Linked DNA regions of Mus musculus: all the other regions are linked to region 2. A link is a loop called in an ENCODE intact Hi-C map of the cell type or tissue named here. Cell type or tissue: heart. All regions are shown on one strand.

What was found. Hi-C counts contacts between places; a loop is a spot of excess contacts. Peaks named below come from ENCODE experiments on the same cell type or tissue, not always from the same donor. Only the 100,000 strongest peaks of a DNase experiment are listed, where the experiment ranks them.
Region 1: it touches region 2 in a loop (2.5-fold over the local background); 4 of 42 quality-filtered maps call a loop at or near these places.
Region 3: a loop joins it to region 2, with 7 times the contacts of the local background. A loop is called at or near these places in 20 of 42 quality-filtered maps.

Annotation. Positions count from the first base shown.
Region 1 is chr2:18,351,762-18,359,761 of GRCm38, forward strand. The region is part of intron 1 of Dnajc1 (DnaJ heat shock protein family (Hsp40) member C1); the gene reads right to left. Among named protein-coding and RNA genes, the nearest start is that of Dnajc1, 37 kb to the right of the region's middle. In heart, CTCF peaks have their summits at 1,054 (motif pointing right) and 3,737 (motif pointing right); no DNase peak of the experiment used is centred here.
Region 2 is chr2:19,341,095-19,349,094 of GRCm38, forward strand. 4930447M23Rik (RIKEN cDNA 4930447M23 gene) reads left to right here and starts at 3,223. Exons shown (of 4, transcript NR_126563.1): 1 at 3,223-4,025; 2 at 6,471-6,593; 3 at 7,420-7,517. In heart, a CTCF peak has its summit at 3,743 (motif pointing left); DNase peaks (open chromatin) are centred at 3,197 and 3,707; H3K4me3 peaks cover 571 bases; H3K27ac peaks cover 504 bases.
Region 3 is chr2:18,869,939-18,877,938 of GRCm38, forward strand. It overlaps Pip4k2a (phosphatidylinositol-5-phosphate 4-kinase, type II, alpha), which reads right to left. Exons shown (of 10, transcript NM_008845.4): 5 at 2,346-2,492. It overlaps Gm33534 (a long non-coding RNA gene), which reads right to left. Exons shown (of 2, transcript XR_374031.3): 1 at 4,912-8,000; 2 at 3,446-4,302. Among named protein-coding and RNA genes, the nearest start is that of Gm33534, 5.1 kb to the right of the region's middle. In heart, a CTCF peak has its summit at 3,023 (motif pointing right); a DNase peak (open chromatin) is centred at 3,023.

The DNA.
Region 1 (8,000 bases), 990 kb before region 2:
TATAAAAAGATTTCAAACCCAACTATTCTATAATACAAGAACAATATTCCAACTAGACATGATACATTACCAAATACAAATCCCAAAATCAGGAAATAGACTACCTCTTTTTGAGCTGTTGGCTCAAAACATAGGTTGCATAAACCCCCCAAACATTACAGGCTATTATTTATTACTTTCCAATAAGACTTCACAATAAGACTCGATGATGAAGATACTCTATACGTGAGTCACAGAACTCTGGGAAGTCATGCTAGAACCTATCTGGAAGCTGCAATTCTACTGGCCATCTTTCATAGTGCTGGAACTTGCACTATGGAACTTCTGGATGCCTCAGGGCCGGGCAGAAGCAAAGTAACCAGTAGTTCTTCCCAACTCTGAGTCCTCTGAGCTACACTGACTGGCTGACAAGACATGCCCACAAGTGTGATACAAATGTTACAGGAGCAACCACCACTTTAAGGCTTCCTCCACTCTTATGTCTGACACCATTACCAGGGCCAAGAATATGTGGCTGGGTAGATCATAGGTCCTAGGGGAGAACCTACTACTATTATTCTACTAAATGGATATTGTATTAAACTGTCCCTTAAGTACTTATCTTTATAACCATAAATCAGTACATCTCTCAATCTTCATCAGAGAGGCTTACTTTTGTAGTTGATGGCAATGAACACAGAAATCAACAATTGGTCAAACTGTCGAGAATAACAGATTCCAGAATGTTCAGCTCTAAACAGGACATCTGCATCAAAAACCTGTTCTTCCAAAGGCTCAGGAAGCACAGTAGAGAGGAGGCAGAAAGACTATATGAACCAGCAGTAGTGATGCCTATCATCAAACAGTGTTTTCTGGTCATAACAGGGCAACTGCACATATGTAGTCACATTAGTTTTTACTGTATGCACAAGACCTGTGCTAGATCAAGTTAAAACAAACCAGTATATTTGAGGGAGGGGCCATGAAGTCCTCCTATTAAGAACTGATGCCTGCTGGGAAAGGAAAGCCAGTTTTCATAAGGGATACTTCCCTGAGAGCATCCCTGCACTCCAGTAGATGGCCCCATACTCATTCACATACTGGCAGCACAGTGGACTCAGTAGAATTGAGACAATGCAAAATCAGTCACTAGAAAGCGCAAATCAAAATGATATGTAGTGCTTCATGTCTAAGATGACTACAGTTTTTTTAATTCAAAATAGACTTTTTTTCATACAATAAACTCTGTTTATCGGTTTCCTCTCCTCCAACTCCTCCCAGATCCTCCCCATACTTCCCCACCAACCAAAACCCACACACTTTCTCTCTCAGTAGAGTACAGACACGCATCTAAAAAAAATAGTAAGATAAAATAAAAACAAACAAACCAGAATAGGAGAAAATAAATAGGAGTTCAGAGGTTAGGTGCATCGGGGGAGCCAAGAAAAAACACAAGAAACACATATGGTCAATGAAACACACACATTTCACACAAAAAGGACACACACCCCATCAGAAATATATGTAAAAGATTTGAAGAAGAAAAAATATTCCACACAAAGCATTGTGAAACAACAAACAAAACCCTCAAAAAATAGCATTATGGCTTTTTCTGTTGGCTTTAATGCTGGGATGGGGTCTGCCCTGAAGTATGGTTCAAAAACCCTGTGAGACTCCTCCCTTGTTGAAAACCAATTTTTCCTTCCTTTGTGAGAGGAATCAACTACAGATAGCTTCTGGGTTAAGGATGAAGGCTTGTGTCCACTTCCCCTGTCAGGCTCTGTGCATGCTGTCACAGTCTATAAACTGGATAGAATCTCTGATGATGGCTGAACAAAATACTAATCTATGAGTACAGTAGAATGTCGTTAGGAGTCTTTGTACTGCTATGTTCCTTTAGCAGAACAGTACTATTTGGTTTCCCCTGGGTCCATAACCTATCTAGTCCCAGGTTAATTGGCCACTAGAGCAGGGTGGGAATGGGTTCCATCTTATGTAATACACTTTAGTTTCAAGCAGAGAGTGGTCCCACAACTTCTGTGCCATTATTGCATCAGTGTATCCTGTAGGCAGATCATCATCATTGTAGATCACAGTGTTTGTATCTGGGTTGGTTTTAACTTTCTCCTCTGGTAATGTGCAGAGTAATTTTCAATACTGTGAACATTAGTCAGTTCTAGGTAGGGACCAGCCCAACTTCTCCATATTCAGTAAGTTATGTAGGTGTATCTTCAACAAGAGGACATTGCCATCAATGTTTGAAAACAACCAATAGCCTTGGCAATAACTTGGGTTATTTGGGGGTTTCAATGATGCCTCTGTATCCAACAACTCAATTAGATATAACCAATTTTCAACACTGAAAGTTTCATTTTGTAGACAGAGATGCCTAGTTGGGGCTTTGCCTCCTTTGTTATTTGGTAATTCCAATTTAGATTTCTTTCATACATGTATATATTTAAAGCCCCTTCTATTGTAGTAGGTTTCTATATAACCCCTAAATGGCCCTTAGTTCTAACTATCCCTTCCCATATTTCATCCTTTACCCTACCTCTTCCCTCACCCTCCCCATTTGGTTCTCCTGTTACAGTTACCCATGCCCCTGTCCACAGAAAACTATTATTCTATTTCTCCCTCCTAGAGAGATTCTTCCCTCCCCAGTAGTCCCTTAGTCTATACTTAACCTCTGTGGTTATACAGATTACAGCCTGTTATCTAAAACCTAACAGCTAACATTCACACATAAGCAAATATATACTTTTTCTGTAGTAGGCTGGCCTGATGTTGCTTGTATTCTATGCTAATACTGGTTCCACAAGAGGTGGTTGTCCCCAACGAGCAGACCATTATGTACTCAAGTGATGTCATCGTGAAACTTCTCCCCAATTTAACTGGTCAATAAAAGGTTAGAGACTGTGATTGGGCAGTGGAGAAAATGGTGAGACTGGAGGCCCGAGAGGGAATTACAGGTAGAGAGAGAGGGACAAGAAGAAGACAGTGGAGGAGGAAGCCAGCATGGACTAGAACCACATGGCCAGGAGAAAAAGAAAGTAACAAGGGTCCTCACAGCTGGGGAATAAGTTAGGATAGTCTTAGATCTGCCCAATCTAGGCATATGGCTTATAATTAAAATATCTGGATTGTGTGTCTTTTACACTGGCTTATTAGGACTGGAAAATCCACCAACAAATTGTCGCCCAACGTGGGGCTTAGAACTAAACTAACCTGAGATAAAAGTTCACCCCACCCCGACCCTCAAATATAAACAACCAGAGCTGTGTTCTAAAGCTGCAGCAAGGTCAAAAGCAAATGCTGAGTGGGTCTCAGGGTGTACAGAGAGCTATACACCCCTGCACATACCCCAAACAAAAGGCAGCATACCAGCACCGAGCTGGGATGTTAGGGGGCACCAATGTCACAACACAGTTGGAGTTCCCTTCGCCCCAGAAAAGGACCACAGACGCTGGGGTCATGGCTACTTGATACACAGCTGAAGATCAGCAGCTGAAAAATGGCTGCTAACTTTTCAAAGCCTTCTCACAGGCACATGTTTAAACAGGACAGCCAGACCTGCTCTCCAGACAGCTTGTACTGCAGGTTGCATTCTAGACAAAAACAAAAAACAAAAACAAAAAAACCCAGAAACCCCAAATAAAAAACAGCAATAGCTCAGAAGCACAGACACCTCAGTTTTTCTAGTCAGCCCCTACCTATGAATAGAAGAATCAGAAAGGACTGGAATGTCCTGAATCAAACACCAGAGGGAGACAAAGGTACAAGAAGCTCTGGATCAGGTAATAAGAACTATAAATTGATAATTCTGGGGAAAAAAAAGACATCTAAAGGTGACAAATAAAAAATACTGTGGTGGTTTGAATATTTGGCCCAGAGAGTGGCACTATTAGAATGTGTGATCTTGTTGGAGGAGGTGTAGCCTTGTGGGAAGAAATGTTTCACTGTAGGGGTAGACTTTAAGACCCTTCTCCTAGCTGCCTGGGAGACAGTCTGTTCCTGGCTTCCTTTGATGAAGATGTAGAATACTCAGCTCCTCCACTGCCATGCCTGCCTGGATGCTGCCATGCTTCCTGCCTTGATAAGAACGGACTGAACCTCAGAACCTGTAAGGCAACCCCAATTCAATGTTGTCCTTACAAGAGTTGTCTTGGTCATGGTGTCTCTTCACAGCAATGAAACCCTAACTAAGACAAATACATTCTAGATTTTATGTGATGCTATTTTGAACAGTTTGAAAGGGATAGATTTAAAGGCAACTGACAACTTGCCAGTTATCATTATTACAATCTTAAGTTTCAGTTTTATCCTAATAACCATCTTCATTTTCTATGTCTTCACAAAAAAACAAGTCCCTAAAAGAAATTCACTAGCTTTAGAAAAGGGATGTAAAGATTTTATGAAAGTGGTAAGGCAATAGAGAGAATTCAGAAAATTATAAACCCGAGTATGAAGACAGGAAGAGAAATGGGCTGAAAATTGGCAACAGGAGCTAGAAAAAGACTATAGTACAAAAAATTCAGAATTTCATAGATCAAACTTAGTAACAGAGAGATAGCAATAATATTTGGAAGCAAAGCCCAGAGGATAACTTAATAAAGTTAATAAATCAAAATAAATAAGATGTTACAATATCAGAATTACAACATAAAGAAAAATAAAAATTATGGAAGCAGGGCTTAGAATAGAAGATACAGGAATTTATAGAAAAGAATGAAGAACAGAGAGAGAAATTTAAGACTTGACAATACAGCCTAGAGGAAACACTGGAACAAAAGGTACTGGAATTTATCGCTCATGCGATAAGCAACAGAGCGAGGAAAATGAATGTTAGAGACAGGAGCTGGAAAAGATGCTAGAACAAAAGATGCAGAATTTTACAGATCAGACTGAACAGTAGAGAGAAAATAATGATATTTGGAAGCAAGGCCTGGAGGATATTTTATTAAAATTAATTGATCAAAATAAACATTAGAATATCAGAATTGCAATACAAAGTAAAATAAAATATGGAAGCAGAGCTCTGAAGAGAGGATACAAGAACTTATGGAACAAAAAGAACAAACAGCAAAAGGAAAAATGTAAGACATGGGAGCAGGCTTTGAAGAAGAGGTTACTATAATGAAGAAAATGCCAGGATGACAGAGAAACAAGCACTGGAGAGATAGGAAATATTGGCACAGCCCTTAAGAGAGAAACAATATATTAATCAAGGAAAATACTCAGGTAGAGACAGAAGATAAAATTAGAAAAAACCAACCAAAGATTATTAAAAAGCAAATTTTAGTTTATCCGGATAATATACAACAGAGACTAACAGACAATAATATTCCATTTAAATGGCAATCCATAGATATTTTACAGCTAAAAAAATTAAGGAAAATTTCACTAATTTTGGAATACATTTACCATTTGTAAAACAAGTCCTGACTTCTTAGGCTATCAAAAATAAAAATAACCCCCAAGGATGGGAAAGATATGAGAAAAGCAATATTAGAACCTGGATCATATTTACAGTAGTTCTCATGGTAGAGAAAAGAGGCTAAGGAGATAGATAGATAGCACAACAAAATAAAGTCAGAGGTATCAATTTTCTAAACATCAACTGCTTAGTGATTTTGGTCGTTTTGCTGAGATAGAGATGCAAATCAAATATGATGAAGAAACCTTGACATTATGCTGCTTGGCAGACTTAAATGCCTGGGACAAGGTAGAAGAAACAGGGAAAGGACTTAAACCATTTTCTCAGGTCATGCAAGGTCTAAAAAAAACATTCACTGACATTTTGCAAAGATTGACTTCAGCTGTAGGAAGAAATATATTGGATCCATTAATAAGAAAGGCACTAATTGAGTCTTCAGCTTTTGAAAATGTGAATGCAGAATGCAAGGAAGTAATCAGACCACTAAGGGTAAGGTCAACATGAATAGATGAATAGATTAGAAATACAGTTGATGTTAGGCCTTGTTTCCTATGACCTTAATAGGAAAAGCCACCACTAAAGGCCTTGAAACAATCCAAAATCTCAAATGTCTTAATTATGGTGAACAAGGTCATTTAAAAACAAATAAATAAATAAAATAAAATATTGCAAAGAAAACCAAATTGATTCCAAAAGGGAGCCTATGCCTCCTGGAATATGTAAGAGATGTGGCAAAAGCTGACATTGGATCAATGAATATAAATCAACAACAGACAAATGGAGTAACTCCTTATCAAAAACTCCCAGGGAGCCCTCTTGTAAACCCCAATGCCAAACAGGGAAAATTCTTTTCCACAAGACAATTAAATACAACTGCTCACTCTAAGACCAAATAGCAAAGTCAAGACAAATTCTATAGATGAACCAAGAGACCTAAAAGGGGCCCCCAAAAGTGAATATTTTGGCAAACTTCTATAGAGTATCAAAGGCCAAAGCTAAAGCTATTTATAAATTATACTGAAATTCAACGAATGGTCAACACTGTAGCAGATGTCAACATTATCTCTCCAAAATCTTGGCCTTCAGATTGGCCACTTCAAGAGGTGGACATTCAATTTCAAGAAGTTGGAACTTTAGCCCAATAAAGCAAAGCACCAGATGGCTTAAATATACAGACCTAAAGGTCAAATAAGAAAATTTAGGCCATACATGGCTGAAATAGCCATAAACTTGTGGGAAAGAGATCTGTTACAATAGAAAACAAATTAATGTCCCTTCAACTTCAGAGATAGGCCACAAAACCAGTCAGGCTCCTAAAAAAAAAAAGTTATCAAAGACAGTTACAAACTATCCAGGGTGTCCATAAACAAGATACAGCAGAGACTGACATTTCAGAGCCACAGCTGATGTGAAACACCAACAACATTACTACTAAGATGGTTAACTGGCCAACTCATTTGGATTGAATAAAAATCTATGACAGACAGAAAAAAATAATAATACAGGCACTAGAATAGCTAGTCCAAAAGCAGCTGGAGGCTCAGCATATAGAAGAGTCCAACTGAAATGGATCCAACTAAAATTATGGTACCTTTTAATAATGTGGAGATTGCCTCATTATGGACTCAAGATGTACATTGGCAAAGAGCTTGCAATAATTTTTGGGAAAGATTAACAACAAATACCCTAAAAGCAAACAACTTCAGTTTATAAAAAGAACTAATTAGATTATACCTCGTATAATAAAAAGGATTCCAATTTCTGGAGTTCAATGTAAATTGGTGCAGATAAATCAGAAAACACAGGATATAAATCAAAAGATATAGATAGTTGAGAGTTCTTATAAATGGATTCAAAAATAAAAAATATATGCAATCCTTATACTAGATTTTTTTGTTTGTTTGTTTGTTTTCGAGACAGGGTTCCTCTGTATAGCCCTGGCTGTCCTGGAACTCACTCTGTAGACCAGCCTGGCCTCGAACTCAGAAATCCGCCTGCCTCTGCCTTCCGAGTGCTGGGATTAAAGGTGTGCGCCACCACACCTGGCTTTTATATTAGATTTTTAAGAGTCTCCTTGTATAATAACTGACTCTCAATATGTAAAAAGAATTGTTTTACATATAAAGACTACTAAACTTATTCATGATTATTCTAAATTGATTTCGCTGTTTATTTTGCTACAACAAATAATCAGAAATAGGAATCATCCATTATAGATAAAACAAACATCAAATCCCATATAAGTCTGCTAGGTCCCCTGGCACAAAATAATAATAATGAAATTGATCAACTGTTGATAGAATATATACTACAAAGAAACAACAAAGATTTTTAAAAAGAATTCTCTATCTCTTAGCATTAAGCCAAGAAAATTCTGCAGAAATGTCCTACTTATTCTTTATATAACCAAACTCTATGGAAATAACCTTGAAGATACCCAAAGAAATAAAATTTGGCAAATGGGTATGTTCTATTTTACAGAGCTTGGTAAACTAAATTACATGCATCATACAATAGGCATATATTCAGGAGTTCAATGGACAAATGAAGCTGTTTTAGCTTCTGAAAAGGGTGATTCTATAATTAC
Region 2 (8,000 bases):
TCTTTCAGTAAGTTTTCTGGTCTTCTCCTCATGCTGTCAACCCATCCTATCTCTTCAAGGGCTTCTGGGTAACCACTGATGAGCGGAGAGCTAAGGAGCTTGCAAGATCACCAGTAGAGCTGTGCTGGCACCTGGCTGACGAGGTTTGGTCTTTTGCTGTGTATTATAATGCTAAGTGCGGGTACCCAAGACCTGGTTGCCCCAGAGACAAGAGAGTCTGCACTAGGCCTAAGTGACACAGTGAGCCTGCCCGTAAGTTATTTTTGATTAGTGAATAAAGGCGCAGCCAGCCAATAACTGGGCAGGTGAGACACAGGCGGAGTTTAGAGTTCCCTGGTTTGGGATCAGAAGAGAACCACAAGATGGGAAGAAGGTGAGGAAGAAGAGAAAGATGCCATGGTTTAGGAGTCAAGACAACGTGGCCCTAAGGGATAGTCGGTTGGAGTTAAGAATAACTCAGATAAAACATAGTAAGTAACAACTCACAGTTCTCAATAGGAAATAGATTTTAGTAGCATAGAGGGTTGATCCTGCCCAGCTCTTGTGCTGTTTAAGGATTATTGTAAATATAAAGGTTGTGCTTGTGTGTTTTATCCAGGAAATGAGTGATCAAGGTGGGGTAGAAACATTGACTTGGGATTAAACATTTCTACACTGCCTGGCTTTCCTTGTTGTTGTTTGTCTTTTAAAGGAATGCAGCCCTGTGGTTCCAGCTTCACTGACCATGCCTTCTATGTATCTTCTGGCATTTCTTCTAACTCCAAGTTTCTATAAATTTCATATTTTACAGATCATCAGATTTCATACTGACTGCTTTGCTGGGACAGGCAGGCAGGCTGTTCTAGAACACTCTATGTGTTCTAGAAAAGCTGTGAAGAGCCAGGGACATTGAGACCCCTGTACAATCAATACAGGCTCCCTGGCAAGTTCATAAAACTCTGAGAAAACTGCAGATTCCCAGCATGCAAAGTTCTCAGAGATTCCTCAAAAGGGAGACAAAGAACTTAACTGGTTGGCCAGGGATTTCAGGCAGGAGGCTGCTCCTTCCCTTCCTCAGCTCCATCACCTCATTGAGAAAGTCCTCTGATCCCAAAAGCCCAGCAGGAAATGCTCCATTCTCTCCTGATAGAAAACAGTGGTTCCCAGTAAGCGGTGGGATTTTAAAATGGCTTCCGTGACTGTCTTTCTTTTGTGATCTTCTGTGTGTTCTATAGGAAATAATAGTTCTTTATATTTAGTAGAAAATTGAACATTTTTCTGAGTACTTTTACTACTTCTTTTGGAAATATATTTTCGTGAGAATATTTATATTGTTCATACATGTGATAGGTTTATTATTATCATCTTGAATGATTAGTAATTATCTGTGAGCTGTAGAGCAGTCTAGAGCACTTACCTAGAATGCAAAGAGCCTTGGGTTTGATTCTTAGCACTGCCAATTTGTTGTTGTTGTTGAGACAGTGTCTTTTATTAAACTTAGGTCTTGTCCATTTGGCTAGGCTGGCTAGCCATTAAGCTCCAGTTGCCCATCTGCCTCTGCCTTCCTAGGCCCTAGTCTGGGATTAAGGCTGTACATGGCTGCATTCTAGATTTGTGAAGATGCTGTGAACCTGAAGGATCTGAACCCAGGTCCTTGTGCTTGCATGGAAGGCACTTTATTGACTGAGCCTCCTCCCCCGGCCTGACAATCTTTTAATGTAAAGTTTCAATATTGGGACTTCCCTGTTTTAATTTTATAATATAGGAAATAAAGACAGATAAAAGCTACAGAGGCAACCCGAGGCAATTTCTCAGGTAAAAATCTTCACTTAGTAGGTAAATGGTCAGAACAGGCATTAGGACCTCCATTTGCATCTCTATAAGTCCTGTAAAAAGTTGGGTGTGCAGAGTATCTGCCTGAATGCTAGGGCAAGGAGACAAGAGTCCCTGGAACTTTCTTGGTCAGTTGGTCAAGCCAATCTATATGCACTAGGTTCAGTGAGAGACCATGTTTCAAACTACAAGGTGAAGAGTGAGGGACAAAGATACTGATGTAGGTCTCTGTACACACACACACCACCAGCCCATTCACCTGCTCACCCATCTGCTCACCCACATACATACACACACACTTATGGGACACACTTTGCTGTCACACTTTGCTGTCAAGTAGAAAACATAGCCTTCATCTCAAAGAGAAGAGATAGTTTATTTTGGAGACAAATATGAGTAACCATGGCCTGGGAACACCGATTTAGGTTACTTTAGATTCCATGTTGCAATATGACAGCAGATTCATGAAGTTTTTTTATAGTAACACAACAAAAGAAAGTCATAACTCAAGACATTTTTCATGAATTAGGTACTTACCGAAAAGTGGGACATTTCTGCTATAGGCTTCAAATGCTATAGGTTTCAAATGGTATCTGCTGAGCCTCATGGCTTCTGAATCAGTGGAAGCCAGAGACCTGATAGCACATTCTAAAATGATTTACCTAATAGTTACAGGATGTTTTCAGAACAGGCAAAAAAATTGACTATTTAGGGCACCAAAGTAGTCCAAGATAATTTGCCTCAGGGCTTAAAACACTCCAATCACAGTAGTCTGTTGTAACTAATTAATCATTTCTGTAAAAAAGGTCAATGGAGATTGTAGGTTTTTTTCTGAGAAACTTGGTTAAAACACACACACACTATACAGGGGTCCTAATGTCAAGATATTTAAGAACTCCATTCATGGATGACAAAGAGGTATTTGGAAATAGATTCTTAAATTTGGGCTCACTGGACAGACATGAATTTTAGTCAAGCTACAGGCTCTGCAGTTGCAAGATCTGGGCTCAGAAGTCAGCCTTTGCTGCTTGCGAAGTGTCTTTGGGTGAGTCACTTCACCTCTGTGACAGAGATAATTCCAGTTCCTTCCCCATGCCACTTGAATGTTAGAGGTTACATCTCTACCCCAAATACAGGAAGAGCTTGCAAAATATTACCCATTCTTGTTGGACTGACATATTTTTAAATGGAAAACAAAAACCAACCACTTACTTCCTTTTCCATTATCTCAAAGTTTTACATAATCAGTAATAAAATGTGATCGTGAAGCAGCTGGGAGTCATTACTACCAGGCCCACCTTCTCTTGCCTCATGGCCTGCTGACGTCAAAATGAGGCCTTGTTTGCCAGGAGGATGGATGTTCATGGTCAAGGCAAGTTGTGACTTTAAAGTGACAACAAAGAAAGGGTAAGTTTGCAGGCTGGCAAACAGGCTGGGAAAGCCCTTGAGAGACTCAGACAGCTCACGCCATACTTCAGACTTCATAGACCTGGGAGACATCCAGCTTTCTCCCCCAGAGAAGCCGCAGCCTGGTCCCTTCCCCTGCCACACCATCTGGTCCACAGAAACACCAGACTTCCGTGTCTCTCGGCCCTATAAAAAGCGACATTCCTTTTCCTGTCTCCTCTCCACCCGTCCCTCCCACCCACCCGGCTCTCCTCTCTCCTTGCCTTTGGTCTTCCTGTCTTATCCCTTCTCTCCTGCCAATCACTCCCTTTCTTCTCAACACTCCTCCTACATCTCCCCTCTGTGCACTTGCAGTGCTATTCTTTATCTAACCATGAAAACATCCTCGAAGGGCTTCTAGAACATTCGTATGTCTGGAGGAGTTAGAGTCCTCCAGCGCTGGGGTTGGCAATTCTGCCTCCTTAGCGTCCAGGATAGACGAAGCATTTATTCCGAGGCTTTGTGCGCCCTCTTGTGGTTTCTCCGTCATGCCAACTCCCGCAGACAATGGCTGCTTTGTCCAGAAGAGATGATGATTTAGATGACAACCTGGCTTAAACCTCAGAAACCTTCAATCTCTCCTTCTTCAAACAGTTTTTATTAGAAGGATGGCTGTGAAAAATGAAGCCCTTATGCACAAAGCCACCGCGTTTCACTGCGATGTTCACCTGGCCTATGAAGATCTCCGGACACAAAACCAGGCAACAAAATCAGGATGCAACAAGATGGAGGGGCAAAGCACAGAAGCGGAGTGGGCCCTGCCGTAGGTGAGGGTTGCCATCCTCTTACACCTGCCGCTTCATGCTTGAGCTCAGGTTAGAACACTTGTGAGATGATTTCTCTATTCTAAATCTGACAGTAATCCCTCGCGGGGGGGGGGGGCGGGGGGGGGAAGATGCACCTGGCCAGACTGCTAGGCTGGCTCAGAAGGTCCCAGAATGACTATAGGCAGTTTTTGGCTCCTATGATTGCTGGACATCTCTCCCCATCCCTTTCTCCTCCCCTTCTCCCTCCCCTCTCTCTCCCTTTCCTTTCCTCCCTCTCCTCCTCTTCCTCTTCGTCCTGCTCCCCACTCATCTCTCCCTCTTTTTCTGATCTTCTTCAACAGGATCCCACTATACAGCCCAGGCTGGCCTCAAACTCACAATCCTGCCACCCCCTTCGATTAGTGAGAATGCAAGCCTGTGCCACAGTGGCCTGTCTGTTCCAGCTGAGACCTGTTCTGTACAGTCAGCTCAGAGTGCAAACACACGCTTTAACTCATGACTTCCAAAGTCAGGTTGCCATGACCTAGAACTCTGGAAAACAGCATCATGACATCACAAAAACGAGTGCTGGCTGGGGGAAAGCAGTATGTCCTGGTATCAAGAGCTTACGCAGTCCTGCAAGGGCAGGTTATACAGATGGGAGCATTGCATGAGCTAGTGGAACACCTCCATCCATAACTGCCTGCTTGTGAGAGACCGGGGGGAGGGGGGGGGGAGATCCCACCTGGGTTTCAGGCTCAACATCAGGGTAAGGCAGGAATAGTAGTTTCACAAGTACAGGATTGAGGGTCAGAATGCCAGGTCATAAAGATATGACTACTTTGTTCTGGCAGGTTCATGTAGGCAGTAGGTATGCCTTGGTCTTCTTTGATCCATACTGATTCTTAAATTGCTCAAATCTGAGGACCTTAGGTTTCCCAGTGACAGCAGAAGGACTAAAGGGAACTTTGGCATGTCCCCAGAAAGGGCACTTTTCCATGTCTGTCCAGAAAGAAATGGAGCCAATGTGGAGAAGTCAGTGGAGACTGCTCCAGGCATGGGGTAGGGCCAGATCAAGTGATCAGGGGCTGCAGCATCCGGGGATCAAAAGTTTTCTTGGAAATTGTGTGACTTACTAACAGAAGAGAGTACGAGGCCAGAGAGAAGCCTAGCAGGCTGGGTAAAGAAAAGGTTGTCATTGAGGCAAGAGCCCTGAAAGACCAATCAAGGGTGTGACACCAACATTTAGTTTGTAATTGCACATCTGGCTTCAAGACTCCTGTCACAGTTTTATAGGGATCACTGGGAAACACGGACATGAGCATGCACTGAAAACAGAGCTGGGGGAGGGTGGGGCACAGGGTGTCCAGGGTCTGGCAGAGCACATGGAAGCAAACGGTAGGCTGGATGTCTGAGCACTGAGATGCTAATATCTGGAGCATCAAACCTGGGGTTAAGAAGCAAGGTGACCTACAATGTCTGCTTGTTTGTCTCTGATGTGCCTTACCATTATGGTGGCAATGAGTCTTGGAGAGAGCCCTGACTGGGCATCTCTCTGGGAAATTGGCCACCAACTGCCCAGTTTATTAATTATATAATTGTAATTCATCAAACAATTGCTGAGATCATTTACTAAGGCCAATGGGGTATGTTTTCCCCAGAACAGCAAGCTACCGAAAGAGAATAGAGACCCTTCCAAGTATGTACTTGTGTGGCAGAGCATTGCTTAGCGTGTGCAAGGCTGTAGCTCCCTGCCCATGTACCATACACATCCTGTATCAAAAGCACAGAGCCACATGACTAGTCCGCAGCACTGCAAGCAAACAAAGAATCTTAAAAGTTATAAAATTGTAAAATTTACCAGTTTGCTAGATATTTGCCAAACACATATTGTATAGAAGATTGTATGTGCTACTTGTATGCAGACATTATGTATTTTTGTCTTACATAAGTGAGAAAATTTGCTGCAAATTTCTCTTTCATTTGTGTTTTAGAGAGCTTTTCGTATCAGGATATATATATCTGCCACCATTTTCAACTCTGCAAAAGATAACATAGTATAATATTTTATTAATTTATCTTTTTAAAAAGTTTTTATTAGCAGATATTAACTATATTTAACAATGGGCTTCATTATGGCATTTTATGTGTGACTATAATGCAAATTGATTACATTCACTCCCATTACCCCTTCTTTTCCCAACTAGACCCCTTCTACTGTCATGATGTGTGTGTGTATGAGAGAGAGAGAGAGAGAGAGAGAGAGAGAGAGAGAGAGAGCGCACAAGCACACCAATGAGTTTCAATAGGGTTGTTTACAGGAACATGAGGGAAGGGCTATTTATAGAAGTATGGGCTCCTTATGTCACGAAAGAAATGTTTCTTCTTTGCCTAGAAACCATCAGCTGCCTGCCAGACTTTTAGGAAGGGGTGGGGCCTTGTGAACTTCTTCTCCCTCCAATGCAGGATGGTGATGAGTCCAATCTTGTGCATGTCTCGTACACAGAAGAGCTGCAAGCTCAGGAACAAAACGGCCACATCATGCACAGAAGACAGTGCCCCATGACAGATACTCCATTTCTTACTCAGGTCCTTACATTTTTATGCCCCCATCTTCCATGGTGTTTCTTGAGCCTTGCAGGGGGTGGGGGTGGGGGTCATATGGGCATTCCATTTGGGACTGAGTGCGTACCAGTTACATGTTCTGAGAACTTTGACAAGTTATGACTAACCCTTCTCTTTCCCACCCCTGCACATGTAACCTGTTGCCAAAATGTTGGTGCAAAAGCAAAATTGAACATATTTTAATTGTTGTAAAAATTTAAGTGTATATAAATGATAAATATAAGACTATTCCTGTTTATAGATATAGGTATGCTTTTAATTAATAAAAAATACTATATGCTAATTCCTCAGAATAGAGCTATTCCAATACTCTAAGTGTCCATTTTTAAGGTGAGTGAATACCAGCCATATCAAAGAACACTCAGCTATTTTTCCCATCTTACTCCATAAACTGAATATATTCAAAGTCAGTAGAATCTCTACAATATCTGAGACAAAGCACATACTATGCATATTAATTATTCTAATCTAATTAAAGAAAAACAGATTGTTTAATGACCATTGTCCAGGTTTCATGCAGCTGTTAGGTCTTATGTATATTAAACATTTGATTTTTTTTCAGTAAATCATTTATTTACTTCCTGTGTTCAATTTCAGTTCAATTGTTTTTTCCTTTTTCTTTGATATGAGATATTAAATGTATCTACACATACATTTACTTGTATACACACACATATATTAAGTGTGTGTGGGGTCAATGTTTCATCCAGCAATTGTTAGCTTGCACTAACTTAATCTGGATATCTAATGCATGATATTTAATGCATGATGTCTGTTTGGCTCATTCTAGACACCCACTCTGAGAAAACAGTTGACTTTCACTGGCCATGAGAACCATCTGGATTCTGGTGATAACTGGATCCTCCTGTTCCCAAGGCTACCCATCAAGTAGGTGTGTGGTGAGACCCAGGATTCTGTACTGATAACAGGGGGCTGGGGGCTGGGACTCTGCTGTGCAATCCACTGACGTAGGATCCGTAAACATCATCCACTTAGATAGGTCTTCTCTGTCTTTCCCAGTGTCTGTGTGCCAGATGCTGGGGCTGCTCAGTCCTGCAAAGCTCTGTCGCCAGCCTTCTAGTAGAAGAAATGTGCAAGCTGGAAGTGTCTCTTAGTCTCTTCACTGATAGCCAATGGAATGTCCATTTGAGCCAATTTGGGGGAGTTTATTAGCAGAAATGAGGTAAACACTAAATGGCAAAATGGATCACCTTCCCGTGGAAGCTGCCACCACACTATGAGGGATCAGCCTCATGAAAGGACACTCAGTTATTATTCCCTCTCACTCCATAAACAGGATATATTCAAAGTCAGCACATCAGTAAGATATTCCAGACAAAGCATCCGTAGCAAAGAGTTAAGATCTAAATG
Region 3 (8,000 bases), 470 kb before region 2:
TTCCAGCATGGCTGATGGGACTTTGAGGTCAGTGGTAATGGGCTACCAAATGAAAACCAGACTTTTGGAAAACTGTATCTGCCCTCAGGTTCCCATGCATGGAAGGCTTTCTATGTGACCAGTAGGGATGGTCACATGATTTTTGATACTCTGTAATTCAATATGTCAACATTAAGAGAACCTGTGTTAATTAAGGAACCGCTATGTCTCCAGTGAAACAGGTATGACTATAAAACCACACACTGGGACCAGTGCTTGCAACTGACCACGGGTATTAATGAACAGGGTACAAATGCTCCAGGCTAACTAAGATAGCACTGACATTAAGTCTTGGTGTGTTATTAAAGAATATCTACAATTACTCCCCAAACTCCACATCTCTCCTTCCCAACTACACATTTGTGTGGACTCAGCTGTTTTTCCCAGTTACTCATGCAAATACCGCTAAGTATTGACAGCAGGATCGGACAGGACATTTCAACTGTCCCTAATGAATCCACACAGTACAGAGCCCTGAAATCAGGGGCAGGAGAGGACTAGGAGGGAAGGAGGCGTCGGGAGGAGTGCACCATATACAAACACGAAAGCCAAAGGACACATTTAACTAAAACAAAATGTAAAGCCATGGGGGTGAGCTGTGTGAGGGGAGGAAGGGGTGCAGAATTCCAGATGTGAGGTGAATAAATAAATTAATTAATTAATAGAAAGAACTGTAAAACCATGAGGCTTGACTCACTAATATTTTGCTTTTGAAAAATACAGCTGTCATAAAAATTCATTAATATGTAGTAGTTTAATATTATTTAAAATAACTATAAATATCAATAGTTTAGTGTTTCTCATAAATTTCTTTCAAGCAAAGATTTATTCTTATTTATATGTAAGGGAATACAAGGGAGCCTATATATTTATATGTAAGGGTTTATGGGGGCGACCAGAAGAGGGTGTCAGACCCCCTGGAAGTGGGAGTTAAAGGTGGTTATGAGCCGCCAGATCCTGGGAACTAAATTCGTGTCCTCTGGAAGAGCAGCAAGTACTCTTAACTGCAGAGCCATCTCTCCAGCCCTGCTTCTATTTCTAATACTGTAGATATCTAGACATAACCAACAGAAGGCAAAGCTTTTTAGGGTGCTCTTTTGTGCATGTGAATGAATCCTAAGATTAAACAAAACAAAACAACCAACCAACCAACCAACCAACCAAACAAACAAACAAACAAAAAACCAAAATCCTTAGAACTGAGTACCACAGATCAGGGGAAGATGAACTTTTTCAGGGTCAGAGAGTAAATATCTTAGCCTCATGGTCCATACAGTATCTCTGGTCACTGCTCACGGTGCCCCGTACAGTGTGAGAGCATAGATAACACAGAAACCATGCACGTGATGACACAGCAACAGAACTTTATAAAGATGCAACCCCTCTTGGTCTTGGCATACATACACTGTCAGAGTTGGCTGTCTAAAAGTCAGGTCATGTCACTGAATTCAGAATTCTCCAGTGGTCTCATTTTAAATTGTTGGTATGTCTGATCTCAGGCTTTTCCCTTTGTCATTTCTCTTGAGATGGGACCAATGCCACCCTTCCAGATGCACCTTACCTAACATCCTAGCTGGAAATGTATGCCTTGGTAGGCCTGGTGGTACAGGCCTGTGGTCCCAGGCACTAGGCAAGCTGAGGCAAGGTGTTAACACTCAAGGTCTGTGTTGGCTTCTGGATGAGTTCAATGCTAGCCTGGGCTAACCTTGTCTCAAAATAAGAGGAAAACTGGCTGAGATTGTGGCTTAGTAGTAGAGTGCTTGTTTACTGTTAATAAAAACTAGTGTGACGTTCCCCCCGTTCATTTCCATCCACAGCGCTCATTATTTATCAATAATAATCAATAATAATGATAGTAATCATCCCTACTTAAAGATCTGTTCGGTTTTCTTTTATCATCGTATGTGTGTGTTTTATGCACGTGAAGTAGAGGACAGGAGGCCAACTTCTGGGAACCAATTCTTTCCTTCTAGCCTGGATTCTGAAGAGTGACCTTGGGCTATGAGGCTTAGGGGGCAAGTGCCCCCAGTTTACCTGCTGGGCCACCTTGCTGTCCCTGGTCTGTTTAACTCATAAACTATCCCCAGCACTTAGCTACTACATGGCATGTGGTACTACATGGCATGTGGCTGACATGCTTGTAATAACATGGGCTGCTTAATCCTACGTGCTGGCAACTGCCTGCTAGATTCAAGCTCTTGAAGCACCCTGACCATTTTGTTCACATGATAACATAAACAATATGGGCGAGTAGGCTTGTGCAAATGAACGTGAAACTTATTGAAAATTATCAAAGTCAACCTCACCTTTAAGTCGTATTTCCTATATACAGATAGCCGGTGGCTGAACACATTCCTTGTAACAATCACATATATTTCCACTCCATCGACATTAAGCCGGTACATTCCCAAGAACTGAGGAAGAAGTGTGACCCCATGACATTCCACTATATACTGTATAGGAGAGAGAGAAAGGAAAAGTAGCTGTCAAAACGTGGTGTATCGTTTATATAAAGTAGAAATGTCCAATTCTTGAGGTTTTATTTTCGGAAAACATTTAAGCTGCTTTATGCTGCTCACCTATCAGATCTGTGTTCTCTCTCTATATATAAATCTGAACATTTAATCTTACCACTAAAGATATTCTTTTCCTAGTAGCCCAACTAATCTGTAATGTCAAAATTGAACACAGTGGCTCAAGGCAAGAAAGGAAACCCCTTTGAAGTGAAGGACTGTCCACCTCTGTCCTCCTCCCCCTCCCCTGAGAATGATTCACCACTAGATCAAGACCTTTGAGGGTAGTGAGGCAGAGGGTGAAGAAGAGGATGCTGGGAGTCTGGTGCTGGAAGCTTGGGTGTTCTGCTTTCCATCTTGATTTCAGTGGGTATGAAGGGGCCCTGAGTTAACGACAAGTCAGCTTTCTTTGACTAGGTGCTAGGTGCCATCAAGTCCCAGGGTTGCAAAAACACAGCATGACTTGGGTCATACGCCAATGAGCCACAAGAGGGAGCTACTTCCTCTTGGAAGTAGCCATTGATAAACTACCACAGGGACCTTTAAAATGGGTGTGTGTGTGTGAGTGTGTGTGTGTGTCTAAATGAGCCTTTTGTGTGTGTGTGTCTAAATGAGCCCATGACACAGATTAAACCTCCAGCATAGTACCAACACCCCAAATCCAATGTTGTAAACACCCTACCCATTTGCCTGCACCAGATGCCTGGAAGGATGACTACCAATGTTTTAAGGGTTGTATTTTGGATTATTCTGGGGAGTGTGCCTGTGTGCATGTGCATGTGTATTGCATACATGTACCTCAGTGCTGAGGTTACAGGTACACGCTCCCATGCTTGGCTTTTTACATGGGCATCGGGGATTCAAACTTGATCTTTACAAAACAAGTCACAGAGTCATCTCTTTAACCCCTATTTTGAGTCTTTAAAAAGGGTTACACTGTTTGATTTAAACAACAACAACAACAACAACAACAACACTTTAACAAAAACATTCTAATTGGATTTTTTAGTGATAAACATTATTAGTAATCAACTCTAGGAATATTTAATTAGCGAAAGAAGAAAAAAGTTCTCAATCTTGCTCATTGGAGCTACACAGCATCTGTCACTGCAGCTGGTTTTAGTTCTGCAGTCCTGACAGATGTCCAAGATGCTTCAGATTTCCCCTGCCTTACAGGTAACAGCTGAGATGTATATTTGAGCTCAGTCTATTTTTTTTTTTCCCACGGAGTTTCTCCTCAGCTTGTTACTTGAAATCAGATGAGTGGAGCTTAATTTCAAACCAATAAATGGACTTGAGGTTTGCTAATGCACAACAGGTGGTTAATAGTTCTCGGTTGAAAAGGAAATTTCCCACAGCAATTGAAGGGATTAAAAAGTGTGTTGTTTGCCAGTAGTAGAAGGTGGATGAGCAGTCTTAGTTTCATCTTCCAGAAACTGAGTACCCAAACAGCTGTGAGGATGGCAAGTTAGAGGATGTCAAAAGACCCCACACCAGTCTGTACTGAACACTTATCAATGACGTGATGTTAGCTGTCACTCAAGACCTAGGTAGGAAACTGGAACATCACACCGATCTCTCCCTTGCTTGGAACGTCTAACAGTCAAGTCTGCTCTGCGGCTCACTCTACGGCAAGCATCATCTTGCATACCTGGATTTTTCCCTTGAGGCCGGTACTGGCTGATCAACTCCTCCACTCACATTCTTATCCTTGATAAAGCACATGACCTTTCAGCCAAAGGGTCCATCCCTAGTACCACAAACAACAAGGAATGCCAAGATGGAGATCTGTACACAGCCACAGACAGCCTGGCTCACCGTGGTACCACCCATAGTGACCAATGCTAAGGAGCAGTACTCGGGGAACTGACAAGCTTCAGTTTTGGAAATATGCCCACACAGGTTATACACTACAATTTCCTTGCCTCCAGAGTAGATAGTGGGGCACAAACAATCAACTCGGATGCATTTTGTTCACGAGTGTCAGCTGTACTTACTTTTCCCATGGGGCTCTTTGATGAACACAGATGAAATGAACTTCCAACTCCCGAGTGTATAAACAAACGAGCCCACAAATTATATCAAAGCCTGTCTTTTACCGTATCAGCGTTGCCAAACTGCATTTGATACTATTAGTCTAGAAAGACCTAAGGACCAGGAGTTCTGAAGGAGAGAACATTCTACCCACTGGCTGGAGTTCTGGATGGGGATCTGAGAGAGCGCCATAGCTGCGCAGTGCGGGTGCTGAAGCAAGGGCACTGCTGCCTGTTCTCAACTTGCCAGGTTCCTGTCTGGCTTCTTCCTCCATTGTGTGCCTACACATATGGCTCAGAGCCTCAACAAAAGTCATTCTTCTCACCTTCCCACTCCACACGATATGTAGGCACCTCATCTCCCCCATTCATTCTCTGCAGCCCAGAAGCTTATCATTCCAGCCAACAGTCATCTTTCCAGGTTTAGTCACATAGGATTCTCTACTCAGTCAAGTAGCATCTTTGCACACGATAAGCTCCGTGAAGAGACCCCGTTTCTATTTTGTTCATGATCAAATCCCAGCACGTGTGTCTAGCATGTCAAGAGCATTTGATGAATAAACACAATGAGCAAATTCAGAAAACAGAGGGCTGGAGAGATGGTTCACTGGTTAAGTGTGCTTGGTGCTCTTCCAGAGGACCCAAGCTAGATTCCCTGCACCCACATGGCATCTAACAGTTATCTGTGACTTCAGTTCCAGGGGTTCAGGCATTCTCTTTTGGCTTCTGTGGGTACCAGGCATGCACAGGGTGCAAAGACACACAAGCAGGCAAAACACCCATACACTAAAAAAAAAAAAAAAAGAGAAATGACCCCAGGTACATCTTACAAATACTCTGCCGTATACACTACAAACAAACTCTTTGTTCACAATTGCATTAGGATTCTTACTTAACTTGGCATTAGAAATCTGAATGTTCTAGATTTTGGAAGCAGGGGTGCTAAAGTCCAACTTGATTTATAAACGAGGGGGAATGCTCAGGAATCTCTTGATGACATAATAAATAAAGCACATCCTATAAGGAAAACGAAGGTTTGTGTCAGCCACAGGAGGACAGAGCGTCTCAGCTTCACCTTCGGTAACTCTGCAGCCCAGAGTTACATGAGTAACTCAAGGGAGAAAAGGTTTACATGGCTCACTGTTCCAGGTTACAGTCCATCACTGCGGGGAAGTCAAGGCAGCAGGAAGAGGAAGTGATTAGCCATACCCGACTCACTCTAAAGCAGAGAGCAATGAATGAATGAATGAATGATTGAATGAATGCACACACACATGCATGCATGCATGCATGCTAGCCTGCATATCACTTTATCCACTTCACAATTCAGGATTCCCTGCCTAGGTAATGGTGCCACCCATAGTGGGTGAGTCTTCCCTCTAAGCACTCACTACTAGGCGCTCTCACAGACATGCCCACAGGCCAACCTAATCTAGATAGTGTCTTACTGAGACTGCATTCCGAGGTCATCCTACACTGTGACAAGCTGACAACTGAAACTAACCATTCTAGAAGTATCACAGAACATGGTCAAAGAATATGGAAACTGCTATCCCATGGTTAACTCTGGTTAACTCTGGTTAACCATCCCATGGACAACTCTGGTAAGAGCCACAGCTTACATGTTGTACAGCTATGTTGCTGAGGAAAACTGCTCAGTATGCTCTCATTCTGGGCATTGTAGGTATCATGTGAAGATTGCATGTGCAAGGAAAGGCAGCTGAGTCACAGACCATTGGATGACTTATACAGAATTAATGCTGGAAAATTTCCCAATTTCTCCAAGTATGTAAAAACTTACTAAGATGGCAAATGATGACCTTGCAAGCCACAGGATGATGTAGAAAAATCCATGGGTACCTCCTTTCCCTCTCCATCCTTGCTTTTTTTCACAGTGACTAGGAAGGAAACTTCTGTCCTCCACAGGAACTAGGGAGAAACCTGGTGCTTTTGAGCTGCCCTGTGCTAGGTGGGTGTGGTGGTACACATCTCTAGGAAGGCTGAATCGTGAAGACTGAGTTCAAGGTCAGTTTGGGCGATGTAGTGAGACCTGTCCTTACAAAAACAAAACAAACAAAACAAAAACCAATGTTCTAGGCTGAAGACTGAATATAAAGACAGAGAGCCTCAGAGAACAAAGACCAAAATGTGCAGAGGGAGAAGACTTAGCAGGGAGGGAGTAAGAGGAAACATGGGCTGGAGAGATGGCTCGGCGGTTAAAAGTGCTGCACTGACTGCTCTTCCAGAGGCCCGAAGTTCAATTCCCAGTAAGCACATGGTGGCTCACAACCATCTGTAATGGGATATGATGCCCTCTTCTGGTGTGTCTGAAGACAGCAACAGTGTACTCACATACATAAAGTAAATATTATATATTTTTTCTTTTTACAAAAAAGGAGAGGAAACAAGAGGGGGAGAACCCCCAAAAGAACCAGGGGACCTCACCTAAAACATTCTCAGGGAAATGGTTACACAGAGACATAGTTTTTTATGGTGTGCATGCCTGCATACATGCGTGTTACAGGCATAAGCATGCCTTGGTGTGGAGGCAGAGGTGCAGCATCTCTCCTTTGGATCCTTGAGGCAGGGTCTCCCGAGCACAGTTGGGTACCAGGCTAGCTGGCTGGCACACTTCTGAGGATTCTCCCCTCTGCACCTTCCACCTTGCCAGGATTATAGAGAAGTGCCTTCCCATCTGGCTTTTCATGGGTTCTGAGGATGCAGCTCAGGAATACAAGCTTACACAGCAGGCTCTTTGTCCACTGAGACTTTTTGCTAGTCCAGCTAATGGTCACATCACATTTTAAACAAATGGCAGGAGTTCCCTGTTTCAAGGAATATCTGTAAGGTATTTTCATAAACGAATAATGCTCCGTATATGTACCAGGTAAGACAATGTCTTATAGATATAAAATTTATATTCAAAATTTATTGCTCCATTCTTCTACTTTTAGGTAACAGCTAAGAACTTCCCTTTAAAGACTTCAGGTGAATTAGGAAAATAATTTGTTCAAACGCTTCAAGAACAACAAGCAGGTGTACTGGATACCACATGCCATGATTTTTTTCTTTAGTATCTATTGTTTAGTGCCTTTAAAAAAATGAGTCAAAACATCTTTAGCATCCAATCATTCCTACCACTGTTTACAGGTACAGGGACAATGTGAGGAGTCTTTTATTTTTTCTCTTCTTTATGCTTAATTTCCACATTAAAATATAGAAAAGTAGTCAGGTATGGTGGTACACACCTGTTATCCCCACACTTGGGAAGTGAAACCTTGAGTTTGAGGTTAGAATGGGCTACATTACATCTGAGGTGCCATCTATACAAAGGTTGAGAGGGCTGCTCCCAGTGGCTACTCAAAGCTGGCATTCTCTGGGAGGTATTTCTTGATGGGCCCAGGTGCTAACCATT